2 separate regions of the Homo sapiens genome follow, and region 1 is linked to region 2. A link is an interaction called in ENCODE POLR2A ChIA-PET data of the cell type or tissue named here. Cell type or tissue: PC-9. All regions are shown on one strand. Links, peaks and the distances in the headings refer to the core of each region. The heading gives the core; the rest is flanking DNA.

What was found. ChIA-PET counts read pairs that join two places held together with the same protein. Peaks named below come from ENCODE experiments on the same cell type or tissue, not always from the same donor. Only the 100,000 strongest peaks of a DNase experiment are listed, where the experiment ranks them.
Region 1: POLR2A ChIA-PET joins it to region 2 with 10 read pairs; 2 of 35 experiments call an interaction of 5 or more read pairs at or near these places.

What each region holds. Positions count from the first base shown.
Region 1 is chr3:159,868,657-159,878,976 of GRCh38, reverse strand. All of the region lies in intron 5 of IQCJ-SCHIP1 (IQCJ-SCHIP1 readthrough), which reads right to left. The region is part of intron 3 of SCHIP1 (schwannomin interacting protein 1); the gene reads right to left. Among named protein-coding and RNA genes, the nearest start is that of IQCJ-SCHIP1-AS1, 110 kb to the right of the region's middle. RefSeq lists an enhancer at 5,757-6,956. In PC-9, for the core only: a CTCF peak has its summit at 6,500; a DNase peak (open chromatin) is centred at 6,406; H3K27ac peaks cover 2,631 bases.
Region 2 is chr3:159,719,677-159,728,414 of GRCh38, reverse strand. All of the region lies in intron 4 of IQCJ-SCHIP1 (IQCJ-SCHIP1 readthrough), which reads right to left. The region is part of intron 1 of SCHIP1 (schwannomin interacting protein 1); the gene reads right to left. It also overlaps the pseudogene C9orf78P1. Among named protein-coding and RNA genes, the nearest start is that of IQCJ-SCHIP1-AS1, 45 kb to the left of the region's middle. RefSeq lists a silencer at 581-875. In PC-9, for the core only: no CTCF peak of the experiment used is centred there; DNase peaks (open chromatin) are centred at 1,664 and 1,974.

The DNA.
Region 1 (10,320 bases), core at 4,458-9,457, 150 kb before region 2:
ATGGAGATATATGCATAGAAAAAAAGTCAGGAAATACATCTTTTTTTTTTTTGGTGAAAGAGTTTCAGTTGGCTTTGGATTTTCCTCTTTTGAGCACCTCTGAGGTGCTACATATGGGCATTTGGCAGGAATTTATTTATTTTTATTTATTTTTTATTTTTTATTTTTTTATTTTTTTATTTTATTTTATTTTTTTTTTGAGACGGAGTCTCGCTCTGTCGCCCAGGCTGGAGTGCAGTGGCGGGATCTCGGCTCACTGCAAGCTCCGCCTCCCGGGTTCATGCCATTCTCCTGCCTCAGCCTCCCAAGTAGCTGGGACTACAGGCGCCCGCCACTACGCCCGGCTAATTTTTTGTATTTTTAGTAGAGACGGGGTTTCACCGTTTTAGCCGGGATGGTCTCGATCTCCTGACCTCGTGATTCGCCCGCCTCGGCCTCCCAAAGTGCTGGGATTACAGGCGTGAGCCACCGCGCCCGGCCTATTTTTATTTTTTTGAGACAGAGTCTCACTCTGTTGCCCAGGCTGGAGTGCAGGGGTGCAATCTTGGCTCACTGCAACCTCCGCCTCCTGGGTTCAAGCGATACTCCTGCCTCAGCCTCCCGAGTAGCTTGGACTACAAGCACCCGCCACCATACCCAGCCAGCTATCTTTTGCATTTTTAGTAGAGACAGGGTTTCACCATGTTGGCCAGGCTGGTCCCGAACTACTGACCTCATGTGATCCACCTGCCTTGGCCTCCCAAAGTGCTGGGATTACAGGCATGAGTCACTGCGCCCGGCCTTGGCAAGAATTTAAAAAAGAAAAGGAAAGAACATGACCGAGTTGATGATTAGCATTTGTGTGTTGGAGAAAAGGTGAGCAGATCAGTGTTTGATGGCTGGAAGAGGATGGCTGTGTGTCTGACTCAGCCATGTCTATGCAGGGACTTTTGTTTTTGGCAGGGTGCTGGAGGTGGTGGGAGATCCGTGGGCAGCAAGAAACATATTTTCTTATAAGAGAACATTTCTGTGGATGGACTCTGATTCAACTGTTGACATCCCTCCTCAATCCAGTCTTGATTTCATTCTCCTCCTTGGATCTGCAGTAAATTACAGACTCTAACGTAATTGATATAAATTTAACTGTTTGTATTTTTAAAGCCAGGCTGCCTATTTATTCTGCTCAGCTCAGACAGAGTTTAAACACCTATCTACCCCACCTGCTGATGAGTTTCAGCTGTTGAGGCAATGAAGGTTAGAGAAGAAATACTTTTCCCCTTCCAGACCTTTGAAAATGTTCATGCGGACTGGGTAAAAAACATGACAGCGGAGAGTCAGTGCCTGTGTGTGTTTCTGAGGCATATTCCTGAAGTAGGCGAAAATCTTAATTGCAAATTCTTTTATTCTTTTGACCATTAAAGCACTGCTTTACCACTTTTTATGTTCATGTTTAGAAACATTTTGGGGCCACCATTTAGGCTTGGTTCCATGGTAAGCTTCATCTCAAAAACACTGGCTTTCATGATTTAGTTTGTGACTGTTTGAATTCTACGCAGTCGTGAAAAAGAATGCAGTGGATCAATAAGATTGCATTGATTCTATGAAGCATGGTTATTTACATTTTGCAGTCTTTATTTTTTATTCTTTGAAACAGAGTTTCGCTCTTGTCACCCAGGCTGGAGTGCAATGGGGTGATCTCGGCTCACTGCAACCTCTGCCTCCAGGGTTAAAGCGATTCTCCTGCCTCAGCCTCCTGAGTAGCTGGGATTATAGGCGCCCGCCACCACTCCTGGCTAATTTTTGTATTTTTAGTAGAGATGGGGGTTTCATCATGTTGGCTGTGCTGATCTTGAACTCCTGACCTCAGGTGATCCACCTGCCTTGGCCTCCTAAAGTGCTGGGATTACAGGCGTGAGCCACTGCTCCCAGCCTAAAATAGGGATGTATCTCAGCTGCTGTACCTCAGGTAGGTGGTGGCATGATTGCAGTACTTAACTCTATCAGCCCACAAACCAGGTAATAATCCCCAAGGAGGAGGTGGGCACTGGTTGTCCACTCATGCCTTCTGACAAGAACAACAAAGCTCCAGCATCAAACCTTGCAGATGGGGGGACGATGGCTTGGAAGGTGATGCACTCCATCTCCCGATGGCCCAAAAGCTGAGACATGGCAGCTCTCAGGTAAAGTGGTTAAGTGGAGAGCTGGAAAGTTTAGGACTACATTTGCCAACATGTTTCACCTTTTCTTCCTCTTTTTGTGCACAAGAAACATATGATAAAAGCGTATGTCCAAACAAGTCTAAAATTACTCTTTCAATAACTAAAATAAAAACTCTAAGTGTTAAGAAGGCATGTGTCACCGTTTAAATGGCAGTAGTTTTTCTTTTTTAGTGGTACATAAAATAACTATTTGTCTTACAATCAATGGTGTCTAAGAGTAAATAAAAAGGATAACGAAATACTGTAGCAGCACCTACTAATGCAGCACTGACTCTCGTCCAGGCACTCTTCTGAGTGCTTTGCTGGTCTTCCTCACAGTAACCCCATGAAGTAGGCACAATTATTACCCTATTTTACAGATGAGGAAACTGAGCCACAAGTGAAGCCATTAGTAAGTGCTAGTAAGCGGCAGAGTCAAGATTCCAAGCCAGACCCTCTGGTTCCCAATACCCCGCTCCTACCCACCACGCTACACTGCCTGCCTAGTGAACAGACCCGAAACATGTTGATAAGTGAAAAAGCATGGTGATTAACAGAGCATGTGGATACACCACCTCATGATCGATGGTGGAAGAACAAATACAAATCCTGGAACAGTGATTGTCTCTGGTGACAGAAGCAGGGAGACTGGAAGAATGGGGGACAAATATGGCAGGATCTGAGCTTTTTATAGTGTTTTCAATGACACTGATTTTCTAATGCCATACATAAATATTCTGTCTACTTAGAAAACACTTCACAAATTATAGCCATTGGATCTTGTTTTCCTCTTTGTAATCTGTTGATTGCACTAATGGTTTCTGTTCTCATCAGAAATCTCTTTCATGGTTTGTTTTGTTTTGTTTTGTTCTAGAGACAGGTTCTCGCTGTGTTGCCTAAGCTATCCTCAAGCTCCTGGGCTCAAGGGATCCTCCCATCTCAGCCTCCTGAGTAGCTGTGACTACAGGCACATGCCACTGTGCCTGGCTTTCCATGGGTTTTTAATGCGTGCAATAATCTGAATGAGAACAATCCAAGCAGGACAGAAAATTTTACAACAGGATTGAGTAAAAGGATGGTGTTAAACCTTAGATAACATGGCTCACCTGCAGTCAGTTAGAATGTTTTCTAGCAGCAATGAATGCTTTTGTGCACTCTCAATGGAGCACTGTCACGTGAACTGTGTGTGTCTAGACACATGTATAGGACCACTGTCCAAAGAGAATGCAAACTACAGTAATAAAGTCATCATAGCTTGTCAAAGATGATGCACCAATGAAAAATAATTCCTAGAAACTCTTTTAATTAAACATTCAGCTGTCTACTAGAGCCATTTTTAAATATAAAATGCAGCCCTGTGGTCTTTTTCTTCCTGCCTCCCCCTCTTTTGCAATAGCTCAGGCAATTGAATTCTCATTGGTGATAAAAAAAAATTCATAAGACAGGGTACAGCTGGTTATGCCTCTAGCAAGATGTCAAATTCAGCTTGCATAAAATTAATTGCACCTAATTAAACCAGGGTCATTGGTGTTATTGTAAAGTGAGACTATTTATTAGACAAAGAAAATTTCACAAATACCAATTTGCTTTTCTTTCAGGTTTGTGAAGGAGAAGAATTGCTTACATAATTAGATTTGTTTTGCCATTTTAATCTTATTACTCCTCAAAAGATCTACTTCAAATCTTGCTTCACTTTTGAAATTGTGTAATATTTTTGAATACTGGAAGCAATCCTTAGAGGAGGGGCATAAAAAATGATAGTTTTTGTTTTTTTTTTTTTTAGACTACCCAGTGGCCTTTCAAATAGTGAAAAAAAAGAAGTCATCATTAGCTACCATTTGCAATGACACACACCTTGGAAATACTTATATGAAGGGTTTTTAAAGCAAATCTTTAGTATATATGTATGAGACTAATATGAAATGTTAAAGATATGTTGCATGTTATAAATAGGTTGCTACAGTATGCATCTATTATTTCAAGAAAGATGCCACAGACAGGCAATTTCACTGAGTTGGAACTAGACAACCTCTTTCCTCATTAACGCTGGGCAGATATAACCGTTGTGCTTACTTCTTCCAGAAAATCATACAACAATTATTACTGTTAGAGACAAAAGGATGATTGACTTTCTTGGCAAAATGATGCTGGTTCGACCTGTGATTCGTGGCACATTGTATATACAGATTCTCAGTTCCTCACTTTTAAAGTCCCTGTGAATCCTATTTCTTTGAAGTCTCTCTGGATTCACTGTTATTGGTCCAGTTGATAACAGCTCCCAGTTAGGGTGCCCCCCACTCCTTGCCCTCCAGCCCAAACACAAAAGGAGATGGCAGGTGTCCATTATTGGCCTTGTCTCAGCCATTTACCAATAAACCTATAAGGCCAAGAAAGAAATGAGTTTTGATTGGGTGATGTTGGAATGGTTGAGTTAAGTAAACAGTAATCATTATTCAAAGCAGCTGCTCAAAAGTTCTCTGGGGAATTTCTGTTTTTCATAATATTCAGCCTTTGGAGAAAATGGTATAGCCTATTTCAGGTCACATCATCCCATTGCACACTTTATGAAAAAGACTGTGTTTATATGTATATGTATGTAAATAAGTTCTCTCTTGGGGTAAGGTAAGAAGAGAGGTGAGAATCAAATTTATTTCGTGGTTACTCTGAGAAAAGGTAAAAGGAGAAGGCAGAGAAAACTTCCTTCACAATGTTAGGTCAGGTTGTAATGTTTAAAAAATAAAAGATTTCCCAGATATCTATTAATAAAGACTATCTTGTGTTCCCACAGCAGCTAAGCCTGTTTCTATTCCTTTAATTACACTAAGCTATACAAGCTCATCATCTGAAACATAATGCTAACTGATAATTAGTTTGGCCAATGAAAACATATTTTATAGGAAAGTATCATACTAGTAATAATAGAAAAAATGTTTCTTCAAGAATATGACTAACCCTAATATTTCTTAGAAACCTTATTTCAAAAATAGATAATTCATTTTTCTCATTTCATTTTAAGCTTTAAAAAACTTTTTACGGAAACACTTTTAAATAGAAAAAATGACAAAGGTTATACAGTTTCAGTTTGTAAAGGGCTGATAATGTGTGGATTAGCAAATTTTGAAGAAAAAAATGACACTCTACTTGCCACATTTCAGTATAAGTCAAATTTAATTAGTTGAGTTATGAAGCAACATCAAATATTATTTTGCTGCACTATTAGGCATGAAATGTCTTTATGGGATTATTGTAAGCCTAGCTTTCATTTAACAACTTGTCACTCTTAAGAAGTGCTTTAGGAGATAGCAACATCTAGAAAAATCCAGTGGGGCTAAAACCCAACAGACAACTGAGAGGAACTCACGCTCACAGGAACAGTTGAAACTCCAGTCTTCCCAGACCCTCATGTTACTTGATAATTTCTCACATACTGTGCATGGAGTTAGTTTCTACAGGCAAATATACAGCCTTTAAAGAAACATAAACAGAACTCCATTAGTTTGCCAAAGATCCCACTCACCTCAGTAGGCCCTGCCTTAAAAAGTAAGCTTAGCATTTAGGAATCCACTGCTTGGTCAATTAATTTTAAATCTCCAGCCTCATTTAAAATTGGGCATTGAGCTCTTCAGAGTAGTAAATTCATATCAGGTTTACCTGGTTTTAATCTTATTACTCCTCAAAAGATCCACTTAAAATCTATTTCACGTTGAAATTGTGTAATATTTTAGAATACTAGAGGTAATCCTTGGAGGAGGGCATAAAAAATGATAGCTTTTCTGTAAGTTACCTAATGGTTTTTCAAATACTATTATGTGCTCTGGTACATTTTGGAGTACCATACTGGTGAACTCAATGTTCTGACATCCCTCAAGTACTTTTGTAAGTAAGAGGTAAGGTATTTCCAGTTCAATGAAGAATTTCAGGGATAGTGATGCAGCAGAAACAAATTCTAACAGGGATAGGGAGTATGGGTTACACAATTGCAACTGAACATTCTAAAGGCTTTTCTCCTACATTATTACTGATGAGGAGGATGACAGTCAGTCTTTGCAAACTTTAAATTTATAGGGATAAAGTGATATTTCTTAGAAATATGTAGTCTCATTATTAACCATCATTCTGAGAGAGATCCCAAACAGTCATCGTGTTCTCAGAAGATGATCTCATCCCAGAATGTGGAGATGAAAGTATCAGAAAGAACAGGATATAAATAATCTTCCTTATGGTGAGTCAACAAGTGTAGCTTGTTATGAGCTACTGTGAAATACATTTGTGTTTAGATATCCGTGTCTCCACAGGGGGCAGATGACTCAGTGATTTTCAAATTCTGCTTTGCCAGAAGAGTTTCAGGTAGGCTTCAGGGGCTTGTAGGGGAAGGATGGAGAGAGGTACCAAAGGGCAGGCATGGAAAGGGGCAATTAGGATGGGGGACACATTTTCTGGGCAGAGGTATTCCAGTCTCTCTCCTTCAGTCCTCCTGAACCAAAGGAGGACTGCCAAGCTGGGTTTCCACACAGGGTTTTAATCAACATATTTGTGCTATTAAAAACAGTGAAAACCTTCTAGTTAACCATGGCATATTAAGCACAAGTATCTACTCTCACTTCTGAAATCTTACTAAAATAATATTAAAGAAAAAAAGAAGGTACAAATCTATATGCACAAAGAAAAAGGAAATGGAAACAACAGCACACAAGGGATTTTGATGAAATTTTAGAAGATAATATGCAGATGGGTGGGGAGTATTTGACTTAACTACCTCAATCTACCATGTGCCCACAGGGGAGGCTGGTAGAGGAAGCACATGCATTTCTACTGCAGGATCCTCGAAATGCTCAGATACAGCTGAAAGTAGGGGAGTGAAGTAGGACCGAACACAAAGATTGATTTAACACCTGAAAGGACCCTCTTGCCCTGCTATCTGCCCTGACCACCTGTGGCCTGGCAGAATCAGGAAATTTATTGTCTTAAGAGGTTGAGACTGGAGCATGCTCAGGCACAGCTGAGGTGGCAAAGAGATGCTTTACTGAAATCAAGGAAATTAAGTAAAATTTTATATGCTACAGTTCCTATCTTTCCCCTGCTAGAGTCTTAAAACATTGGCAGCCAGGTTTAAAATGCCTCAAGATGAGGTTGGAGGGTTTCTCTCAGTCGCAATTCATAGCCCAAGAGAAAAGACTCCTAGATACTTTCAATTAGATGCATCCCAATGAAAGAGCTGTGTCCTTATTCAGCCATTCTATAGTGAAGTTCACCATTCATTTATTCAACAAATATTTAGTGATTATGTATTAGATACTATTTTAGGCAATAGTTACAGTGGTGAACAAAATAGAGACGAAGTCTTGCTCTCTTAGAGCTTATATTTTAGAGCTAGAGAAAGACAGAACAAAGTATATATACTACAACGTTAGGTTATAATAAGCCCCCCCCCACCCCCCCCAACAAACAAATCAGGGTAAGAAGATAAGCAGGGTAAGACCGGACAAAGTGATGGGTACGAGAACGTTTACTTTTAATAGGGTGGTCAGGGAAGGGCTCTCTAAGCAGATGATGCATGCCAACTAGCCCCAACCACAGTTTATAAACAGCTTTTAGTGTCTTATACTTAGTTATTGGTGGGCAGAAAGCAAAACAAATGAAAAATAAACTCAGAAAAAGTCATGATGGACAGGAAAACATTTTAAACAACTTAATTAAAATTAATACTTTCAGAGAAATGAGAAAACATCATGCCAACAATTTTGAAAACAAACAAAATGGACATATTCCTAGAAAAATATAACTCATCAGACTGATCTGAGGAAATAAAAAGTATGTATAATATTATAACCACTTAAGAAATGGAAGCTGTCGTTAAAGCAAATACACAAAGTAAACACCAGGCCCAGAGAGAAATGAGTCCTACCAAGCTTTATAGAAACAGATCATAAAAATATTATGTAAACTTTTCTTAGACAATATGAAAGAGAATACTTCCCAATCCATTTTTAAGCCAGCATAACCCTGATACTAAAACCAAGCAAAAATGTCAGAAGAAAAGAATACAATAGATTCATGTCAATCATGAATATAAACCTAACAATCCTAAACAAAATGTTACAAATAAAATATGAATTTTATTTATAATTATTTACTCAGATTTTATTTATAATATTAGTATCTGAAAAAATATAATACTCCAACAGTATCTGAAAAAATATAATACTCCCTAACCACTTTAGGTTTAGACTGGGTATGCTAGCATGGTTTAATATTTTGAAAATCTATAAATGTAATTCATTAATTCATATAATAGATTAACAGAGTGAAATTGTACTTTTTCTTCAACTCAACAGATGAAGAAAAAGCATGTGATACAGTTAAATACCCATTCATGATAAAAATTCTTTGTAAGTTATACCTGGGAGGGAACATCATCTCATAAAGAGAATCATTAAAGGAAACATAAAATTAACATCATCTGAAATGGGAAAACAGTAGAAACATTTCATTTAATATGAGAAATTAGCTAAGGATTCCAACTACTACTATTTCTAATCCTCACTGTATTAGGGTACCTAGCCAATCCAATAAGACAAAGAAACCAAAAGCATGAGAATTGAAAATGAATAAATAAAGCTGCCATTATTTGTAGATGATATCATTCTTTAAAAATCCCAGGGAATCTACAGACAACTTTATTAGAAATAATAGGAGAGTAGAGAAGTAATAGGAGTAATAACAAAGTGGCTGAATATAATACTAGTATACAAAGTTAATTGCATTTCTGTTCACCAGCAGCAAATGAGAAAGCATTACTGAAGAGAATTTATCAGAATAGCAAGTATCTAGAAATAAATATAACAAGAGATGTGTAATATGTCTAAACCTTATTAAGAAAGAAATAAATATAACAAGAGATGTGTAATATGTCTAAACCTTATTAAGAAATACCTAATAAGATCTAAATAAGGGGGAGACAGACCATATTCATGGATAGAAAGACAATGAGAAAATGTAATGCTTCCTAAATTGGTCTATAGAATCAATGCAATTACAGTCAAAATTCCAAGAGAGTATTTTGTTGAACTTGATTATATTATTTAAAGTTTATGTGGAGGAATAAAAAAAGCCGTAACAGGCAGCATACTTCTGAAGAAAAAGAATAACAAAAAGGACTTTCCTGTCCAGATATCAGGACTTATTTTGAAGCTATTGTAATTAACACTATAGTTTTGCTGCTGAGATAGAAACAATAATAAAATAGAATATATTTCCATTAACATACAGTATATATGGGAGTAGTCTATAAGATCAGTGAGTAAAAGAGGGATTGTCCAATAAATATGATAAAAAAATGGTCATATATAAGGAAAACGATCAAATTTGACTTCTCCATACCATATCAAGAAATCAACTTTTGACTGATTGCAGACTTTTAAAAACTCAACACTTTCGACTCTTGGTAGGAAATCTAATGAATGTCTATTGGATCTTGGGGGAGAAGAAAATTTCTTACACAAGATACAGAAAGCCATTGACTAGAAAAGTTTGATAAAATTCAGTATAAAATCAACCTATAAAATTCAGAACTTCTGGTCATAAAACACATATTAAAAAAGTGAAAAATAAGTTACAACCTGGGAAATGATATATGCAATACATACAGTGTATTAAGGATTAGTATCATGACTGAAGAACTTCGATAAGTTGATGAGAAAAGCATAAAGAATCCAACAGCAATTTGGCATAGGACCCAAACAGATATTTCACAGAAGAGAAAACAAATACGGCTAATATACACAATAAAAATCATTTTATACCTATTCAATCTTCACAAAAACTTAAAAGAATTGGCAATATCAAATGTTAGTAACGTTATGGATCCACAGGATCTCTGAAACATTGCTGGTAGGAGTATAATCTGTTGCAACCATGTTGGAAAACAGTTTGACATTATATTCTAAGTGTAAACAATCATGTATTTTCCTAGTAATTCTACTCCTAGGTATGCCCCAAAGAGAAACTCTTGCATATGTATAGCAGAAGACATATACAAGAATGTTTATACGTAGCATTGTTTACAAGAGCAAAACCTTTGAAATAATCCAATGCCCATTATCAGGAGAGAGGCCAAATAAATTGTGGTATATTCACACACTGG
Region 2 (8,738 bases), core at 1-5,000:
CTGGTCTTAGGGTCCCCTGTGAAGCTGGTTGCCTGCCTCATTCTCCATCCTCCTTCAGATGTCAAGAGAATTTCTGCCTTTTGGAACTTGGACAATATTGGCCACCTACCCAGAGAGAGGAGAAGGATAATCCAGACATAAAGGTAAGGCCCACTTCCTTAGTCTTTATCCCCTGCCTAGGTGTGATCAACTCCCAGAATGATGGTGAAAAGATCCACTTCCTTCTAAGAGGTACTAATCTACCCACCCACTGGCATATGGTCTGTCCTTAAGGTACTAGTAAGACAATCACAGCATAATCTGACATCATGCAGCTTACATATTTTAAATGTGCCCTGGGGAGCTAACAATGGGTCCAGATTTATTAAAGTTACTCTTAAATTACAGATTGCCTTTTTAAAAAAAAAAAAAACAAAAACAGGATTTTAAAATTTGATGATGCCATGGCTGTGACCAAAAAACAAACAAACAAACAAACCAAAAAAAAAAACAACAAAAAAGTTTTTTGGAGCCTGAAAGAGCAGAAACAGGAATCATCTGGACACCCATTTAGAGGAAGGACTGACCAGTGCATGAGGCAGCCTAGATATACTGAACAGGGGCTTATTAATTTGTTGACTATCATGAAGGCTTTGCTAGCAGCCCTTTGTTTCACATAAAAATATAGGCAGGAAACCAAATGTATATTCCCTGTGTGTTGGCTACACTTTGCTTTGTTCCCCAGACCCACACTAGCTCAGGAAATCAAAGTCCAACCTAATCACTTCCTCCAGGAAACTTGATTCATCCTATAAGATAACATCCCTCAATCCTCCAAGGCCTTTATTGCTATGCTTAAGCACTTTAAAAAAATTGAATAAATATGTTAATGAATATTATTGATATTTGGGGCTTCATTTTCCAACCCTTGCGAGTTTATGCACCTTCTTAGGGTGGGAATTTATTCAGTCATTTGACAAGATTTGTTGACAGTCTACAACATGCTGGGCTCTTCAGAACTCCAGGGATACAGCAGTGGAAAAAAATAGGCAAAATCATAATACTCATGGAACTTATGTTCTTGTGCGGAGGCAGACCAGTAAATAAATAAAAAAGAAAATGTCAGGTAGTAATTAATTCTGTGATGAAGATAAAATAGGATACATGAAAGAGGTGACTGGGTGTTGATTAGGAAAAAACTCGGAATTCTTGAATTTTAAGCTGCTCACATCTTTCTTTTTAGAAAAGATTCTGCAGCATCTACCAGCCAGTTCACCTTGCAAATGATTGATGCTCAACAAGCATTATAGGATGGTTTAAAAAATATATTTTGGAGCCTGACCAAAGTTTCTTTTTCATGGCTTTAATGACATTAGTTCATAGAGGATTTGTTTTTTGATCTCTAAATCAGGTGGTGTCCTCAATGGGCTTTTAATGTAAGCTTCCTCTCCTATGTTTCCAGCATATCGCCAATTGCCACTTATACAGGTTACATAAAAGTAAATGCAAAAAATAAAGTGATCTCAAGTTCCGGTCAAGAAACACCTGCTAAATAGTTGGCATTATCCTTAGACAATCTTCTCTTCGAGCAATTTTGGAAACTCCCTAGTTGTACTTCTCTGTAAAGGTTTGCACCTGGGAAATGGCACAGAGGCTTTTATGAGAAATGCTATTATAAGCCTCTCAGTAAAGCTGAGAGACAGGAGAGGCTGCAGGGGGCCCTATTTTATAGTACAGTAAGGTTAGCCATTTACTGTTCCCATAAGCTATTTCACTTGCAATAAAGGTCAATGGGCCTTTTTAGGGAGGAGAGCTAGACCCCTGTCTAAAACTGCCATCTTCAGCAGTCAAAAAGACAGCTTGCTTTAGATTCTTCTGGAAAGTGGTAGGATTTTTATTTCACTGGGAGAGTGGTTCAATATGATCAGCTGATGAGCAAGGCAATAAGAATTCACAGACTTCAGAACAGAAGACTTAAACCCGAAGGTAGCTTGACCACAAAGCTAAGCAGGGCGTGTCAGCCTGCGGCTCTGCTTGTTACCTTCATGTATGAACTCTGCCAAAAAATGCAACATTTCTGCACCTGGAATTCTTTATCCCTAGACTTCCTGAGAAATTGGTGTCCTAAAAGACAGTGGTTTGCAACACGTGGAGCTGCAAATCCAGTACAGCAGAAGCCGTCCTACTAACAGTTGATTTTTTTTGTTAGCTTTTAAATAATGAAATCAAACTGAGTATTTCCTTAAAGACACTGGGCTTCAACATTTTTGTTCAATATCTCCTAGGGAATTTTGAAAAACTATATACCTTCATTCAGTTTTATGTTATAATCTAAAAGTTTTCATCAAAACTTCAAAGGTTGCAAGGGTGTAATATATGGTCTGTTGTAAATATTGGCTTTCAAAAGTAATACTATTACTCAGCTTGTTATAATATAGCTAATGGAATATAAGTAGTATAGCACCATCATCCACTTGATAAGAGGTGGGAATTTTACATCATTTCTTTTTCCCTTTGAATTCTTATTTCCATTCTTTTACAAAATTTTATTCTAATAAAAGATCTTTCTGTGCTTAGGAGTATTTAAATTTTACCTTAGTATAATTATACCTTAGTTTTCTATAATAAATATAAAGTGAAATTACAATTTGTTTCTTTCCTGTGACCATTGGCCCTGTTAAAAGACAATGCACCTGGATGGAGCTGTCATTGCGATTATTGCCAGTGGTACCTGTGGCAGAGACAGTACTGTGCTCACCACACCTTTTTCTTCTTGAAAGTCCAGGAAGTTTTTATTTCATAGTTTTCCACTGGGAGAGTGGGCAGAAATGAAGTCTTGTTTCCAATCCTAGGCAGTTAAAAGTGTATTGAGGCCAGGCGTGGTGGCTCACGCCTGTGATTGCAGCACTTTGGAAGGCGGAGGCAGGCGGATCCCTTGAGGCCAGGAGTTCGAGACCTGACCAAGATGATGAAACCCCGTCTCTACTAAAAATACAAAAATTAGCTGGGTGCAGTGGCATGTGCCTGTAGTCCCAGCTACTTGGAGGCTGAGGCAGGAGAATCTCTTGAACCCAGGAGGCAGAGGTTGCAGTGAGCTGAGATCACACCACTGCACTCCAACCTAGGTGACAGAGGGAGATTCTGTCTTAAAAAAAAAAAAAAAAGAAAAAAGAAAAGAAAAAGTGGATTTAGTTTCTCTCTCTCTCTCATCTTCCCAAGTGGAACTAGAAACTCTGGTGGCAGAGATACAAGATGGAAACAGAGGTATCTTGGTCACCCTTGGAAGAGAGTCCCCAAGAAGGGCTCCTCATCCGCATCAAACTGAGATGAATGAGCAATCAAGTTTGTTGTGTTAAACCATTGAAATTTTAGGTTTACTTATTACAGTTAGGTAGCTTATACTGTCCTGATGATTATGGGGCATAACTGATGAAAACAAGATGAATATATTACAACTTTAGACAGGTAATTATTAAGATAAAAAAATCAAACTCTTAAAATGCATCTCAGTAAAAACATTGAGAAATCTTGCTTGTGCAGATGAGAATGAAGGCAGCTATAGCAATGTCACTGAATTCCCATTGAGTTACATGCACAAGGTGATTCATAAGAAAACATTTTTAATAATCTGTCAACTGACAACTGAATTGTGTCTTCTTTAAATTTTATTGAAGGCAAAGATTTAGCAACCACTTGACTTGCAAAGGAATTTTTTTTACCCAGGGATTCGAGTCACTCATTTTCTTGACATCCTCCCCGATATTTCAAATTATCACTTTTTTGGAGCTCCAGAGTCCTTTATATCCCATTGTAAATCACCATAGCAAGATTTTGTGAAATGGGAGAAAACTACTGGAAAAGGGAGGTGGGTAAAGATTTCTCAGGCAGTCAATTTTATGAACAAGTTATAGGAAATTTGAAAATCCATAAATTAATTCCCTAAAAACTATCTATATCAATATACCCTTTGAAAGTCTCTATGAATGCCCTGGGGAAAAAGACGCTGGTCTAGGGAAGAGGGAGAGGAGTCAGGAGCTGCACTGTCTCCTGACCTAATCCTCCTTTGGCTGCAGACCTTCACCCAAACCCTTGGCCCATCTTTCCCTGCCCTTCCTCCTAACTCACATTAGCTCCCAGTAAAAAAGGTCCTGATCAGGATTAAAATCTGTAACATATAAGGAGTTATTTTAAATCAATGAGAAAAGTATGATTACTCCAACAAAAAAGATGAGCAAATGATATGAAAAGGCAATCAATAAGAGAAGAAATACAAATGGTCAATCCCTATAGAAAATATTAAAACTTCACTCAGAAATCATAGATATGCAACTTAAGACAATGAAATACCATTCTGGAAATCAAATTGGAAAAAATACAGGAACTTCTAGTGGTGATTAGGAGGAAAATAAACTGGTTCAACTCTTCCAGGTAGCAATTTGGCAATATGCATCAAATGTATTAAAACATATAAAATTGAGCTAGTAATCCCAATTCTAAGAATTATTCTAACAAATTATGAATATGGAAAATGAAGATTCAGCCTCAAGCTTTATCACAGTGTTTTGGTCAAGGTTCTTTTGGTTGTAAGTATTAGGTTGCAAAGTATCTTTCATTTGAAATGCCTCTTCTCTACTGCTTTTGCTGGGTCTCTTAGTTAAAAATTCTTGATTGATTTGGACTGATTGTTTGCTGAGTGCCAATAGATTAGCCTCATCCTAGCAGCTGTTTGGGAGAAGAGGTGTCTTATGATGTACAGGGTTGCTTCTTCCAGGTACTATATGGGGTTAGGGCTGGGTTCTTCACAATAAACAGGAAATGAAATAAACATAGCCTATCTAAAATGATGAAGAACAGAACTAATTTAAAATTCTGACCTAGTATGTGAAGCAAACTCTGACATCATGCAATAAGATATCATTAAAAATGTTCTTATGGAAGAACACTGACATCATGCAGTGAGATTGTTACTAAAAATATTCTTATAGAAGACTACTTAATAACATGGGACTAGACTTGTGATACTTTTCTATTTCTGGAGAAAACATAGAAACATTGCAAAAAATATATAGTATCATTTCATTTAAAAATTCTTATATTTGTAAAGAAACAATATGTAGCAAAACTGTAGTAATAAAAATATGTGGATGGTGGGATTATCAGCTATTATTAATTTCTTATCTTTATGAAACCATTATTTTCTAACTTAATTACAGTTAACATGTATAAGTATTTTGATAAGAAAAACACCATTAAGATTCAGCAAGAATTCTTCAATCTCTAAGAGGACTGAAAAGAAACAAAGTGGATCTCAAATTTTGGATGAGCTATTAATAATTAGGTTCTGCTCAAGGAGTCAGAAAACAGGCTGCAAAACACCTACCCAGCTCCTGGAAGCACTGAGCACACATGGGCTCTGCTCAGCAGCCACAGCAGGTTCCAATTGCTATAGCCAGGGGAGGAAGAGATGCCACAGAGAGGAGTAACCACATCTAGTCTTCCTGCTCCCCACTTTTCTCCAGGAATTCTAAATCCCTTCAGCTATATTTTATGATTTCTATATGAAGACATGTAGTTCAGGGCAAAGAAAATTGGACTCAGAAACAGAGGGTTCAAATCTGTTCTGATACTTTACTAGTTAATCATCATGAAGCCACGAAACCTCTTTGAGCCACAGTAAAATGGAGAAAAAATAGGCAACCTGTTTATTTATATGGTTGTTTCAACAATTTAACGAGACAATATGTGAAAGTACTTGAAAAAATGATATGCATACAAGCACACATACATGCTTCTCTCTCGCACACACACCCTCTCTATACACACACATACACATACACATGCACACACACAAAATATTGCGTCTCAAATGTATACATTAAACAATTGGGGAAATAAAAATTAGAAACCTAAATCCTTGATTAGACCTTGGCTAAATGTAAATGAAATTATAGATCCTGTGGATTTGATGAGATGCCTCGAGAAGAAATGTCTTGTTGACCTGAATACTTTGAGAAGTGCCGATTATTATTCTCTCTATAAGATAGAAAGAGAAGACTTTCTATTGGTGCCAGGCCAACTCAGAGTCAGAAGAGGATGAGCAGAACTCAGAGGAGGTTTGATTAAAACTGGAAGAGACAAGAGGGTGTAGAACTTGAGGAAGAGGCGCAACAGGCTGAGTGCTGTGGCCCTGTTGGTGGAAGAGAAGGTACAAGAAGAGACCACTCTAGTGGATGATCCTTTTCATATGAAAATAGGTGGTATGGTACCCACCATACAGGTATCCACCATAGTTTCCTAAAGAAACTAAACAAAAGGGACAAAGATAAAATCAGTGAAGAGGAAGACACTGGGGACATTGTTTTCTGCAGAAACCAACTGAAGGGATGAGAATGCAGACATAATAAAGTACGTTGAGACAGAGCTGAAGAAGAGGAAAGAGACTATGGAACATAAGGAACAGAAAGTCAAGCTGAAGAACACAGAGGACTGCCTTTATGAACTTCAAGAAAACATTTGTGTTTCCTCAGCAAAGAAGACAGAGGAGATGCTTTCTAGCCAGATGCTGAGTGGCATCCCCAAGGTGGACCTCAGCATCAATGCTAAAATAAAAAATAATATCATTTCCATGGAGGATGCCAAAGCCCAGCTGGGGAAGAACAGCAGAACAAGAAGAAAGACAGTGAGACGTCCTTCGTGCCTACCAACATGGCTGTGAATATATGCTGCACAACCGACTTTTATCATTAGGAGCTCAACAGCCTCATACATAGAAACAAAGAAGAGCCTTGAAAGCAGGTGACAGGGAGAAGCCAGAGCCTGAGTGGTCCTTTCCAAATGGCAAGCATCCTGTTAATGAGAAGGCCCCTGATGACTATCACTATGAGAAAAGTTCAAGAAGACGAACAGGCAGTACTGAGATGTGTAGAATGGAATGTAAATACCAGTTCTTTCTCTCTCCATCCCTTTCATGGAAAAATGCTTCCTGGATAGAAGCATGCTCATTTGCCATTAGACAGTTCCAAAAACAGACTTTCTTACTCCTGCTGCTTACCTGCTGGATTTTTCAAGCACTAAATTTGTAACTTTTTGAAATAAAGCAGTGCATAGATTTCCTATTTAAAAAGCAAACTCTATTCTTGTGGGCCCTAAATCCTGTTTGTAAATGTATTTATTGGTTTTCTCTTAACATTTGTTCTTGGTCAGAAGGAAGCAACTATGTGTCCATGGTATGCTATTAATAATACCCTTTAGACTGTGCTTTTATCATTATATATGCAATCATGTCTTCTACTTTCACATATTTGAAATGGGTTCAGAAATCGATCCTTCATTGTTTAGAGTGGGTCTAGCTGACAGCAGAAAAATACTAGAATATCAGTATTCAAAGCAATACTGGTATTTTCTAACTTTTACAAAGTATTTTATTAAGAAAGAAAAAGCAAAACTGTATATATTTTTATCACTTTTAGAATTTAATTATTAAATACAAAATGAATTTAAAAAATGAAAGATAAAGAATGTTTACTTTCTGCTGAAAACAGGAGCTAAATAGGCTGGGCGTGGTAGCTCACACCTGTAATCCCAGCACTTTGCTAGGCAGAGGCGGGCAGATCACCTGAGGTCAGGAGTTTGCAACCAGTCTGGCCCACATGGCAAAACCCCGTCTCTACTAAAAATACAAAAATTAGCTGGGCTGGCTGGCAGGTGCCTGTAATCCTAGCTACTTGGGAGGCTGAGGCGGGAGGATTGCTTGAACTCGGGAGGCAGAGGTTGCAGTGAGCCGAGATGGTGCCACTGCACTCCAGCCTGGGTGGCAGAGTAACACTCTGCCTCAAAAAGAGAAAAAAGAAAAAAAAAGAAAACAAGAGCAAAATAAACAAGAAACATTGCTGAAAGATAAGCTAGGGGAACGAAGGTCTTATTTAAATTTAAATTTTTTGCTATAGTGTTTAGAATATAATAAATTATAGCTCCTTCTAATATTTACTGAGAAGGGCAAGATGTTCTCTAAGTTATTCAATTTTTACTTATTTATTTATTTTTAATTTTTTTTTATACTTTAAGTTCTAGGGTGCATGTGCACAATGTGCAGGTTTGTTACATATGTATACATGTGCCATGTTGGTGTGCTGCACCCGTTAACTTGTCATTTACATTAGGTGTTTCTCCTAATGCTATTCCTCCCCCCTCCCCCCTCCCCCCACCCCACGATAGGCCCCGGTGTGTGATGTTCCCCACCCTGTGTCCAAGAGTTCTCATTGTTCAATTCCCACCTATGAGTGAGAACATGCGGTGTTTGGTTTTCTGTCCTTGAGATAGTTTGCTCAGAATGATGGTTTCCAGCTTCGTCAATGTCCCTACAAAGGACATGAACTCACTTTTTATGGCTGCATAGTATTCCATGGTGTATATGTGCCACATTTTCTTAATCCAGTCTATCATTGATGGACATTTGGGTTGGTTCCAAGTCTTTGCTATTGTGAAGTGCCGCAATAAACATACGTGTGCATGTGTCTTTAGAGCAGCATGATTTATAATTCTTTGGGTGTATACCCAGTAATGGGATGGCTGGATCAAATGGTATTTCTAGTTCTAGATCCTTGAGGAATCTCACACTGTCTTCCACAATGGTTGAACTAGTTTACAGTTCCACCAACAGTGTAAAATGTTCCTATTTCTCCACATCTTCTCCAGCACCTATTGTTTCCTAACTTTTTAATGATCACCATTCTAACTGGTGTGAGATGCTATCTCATTGT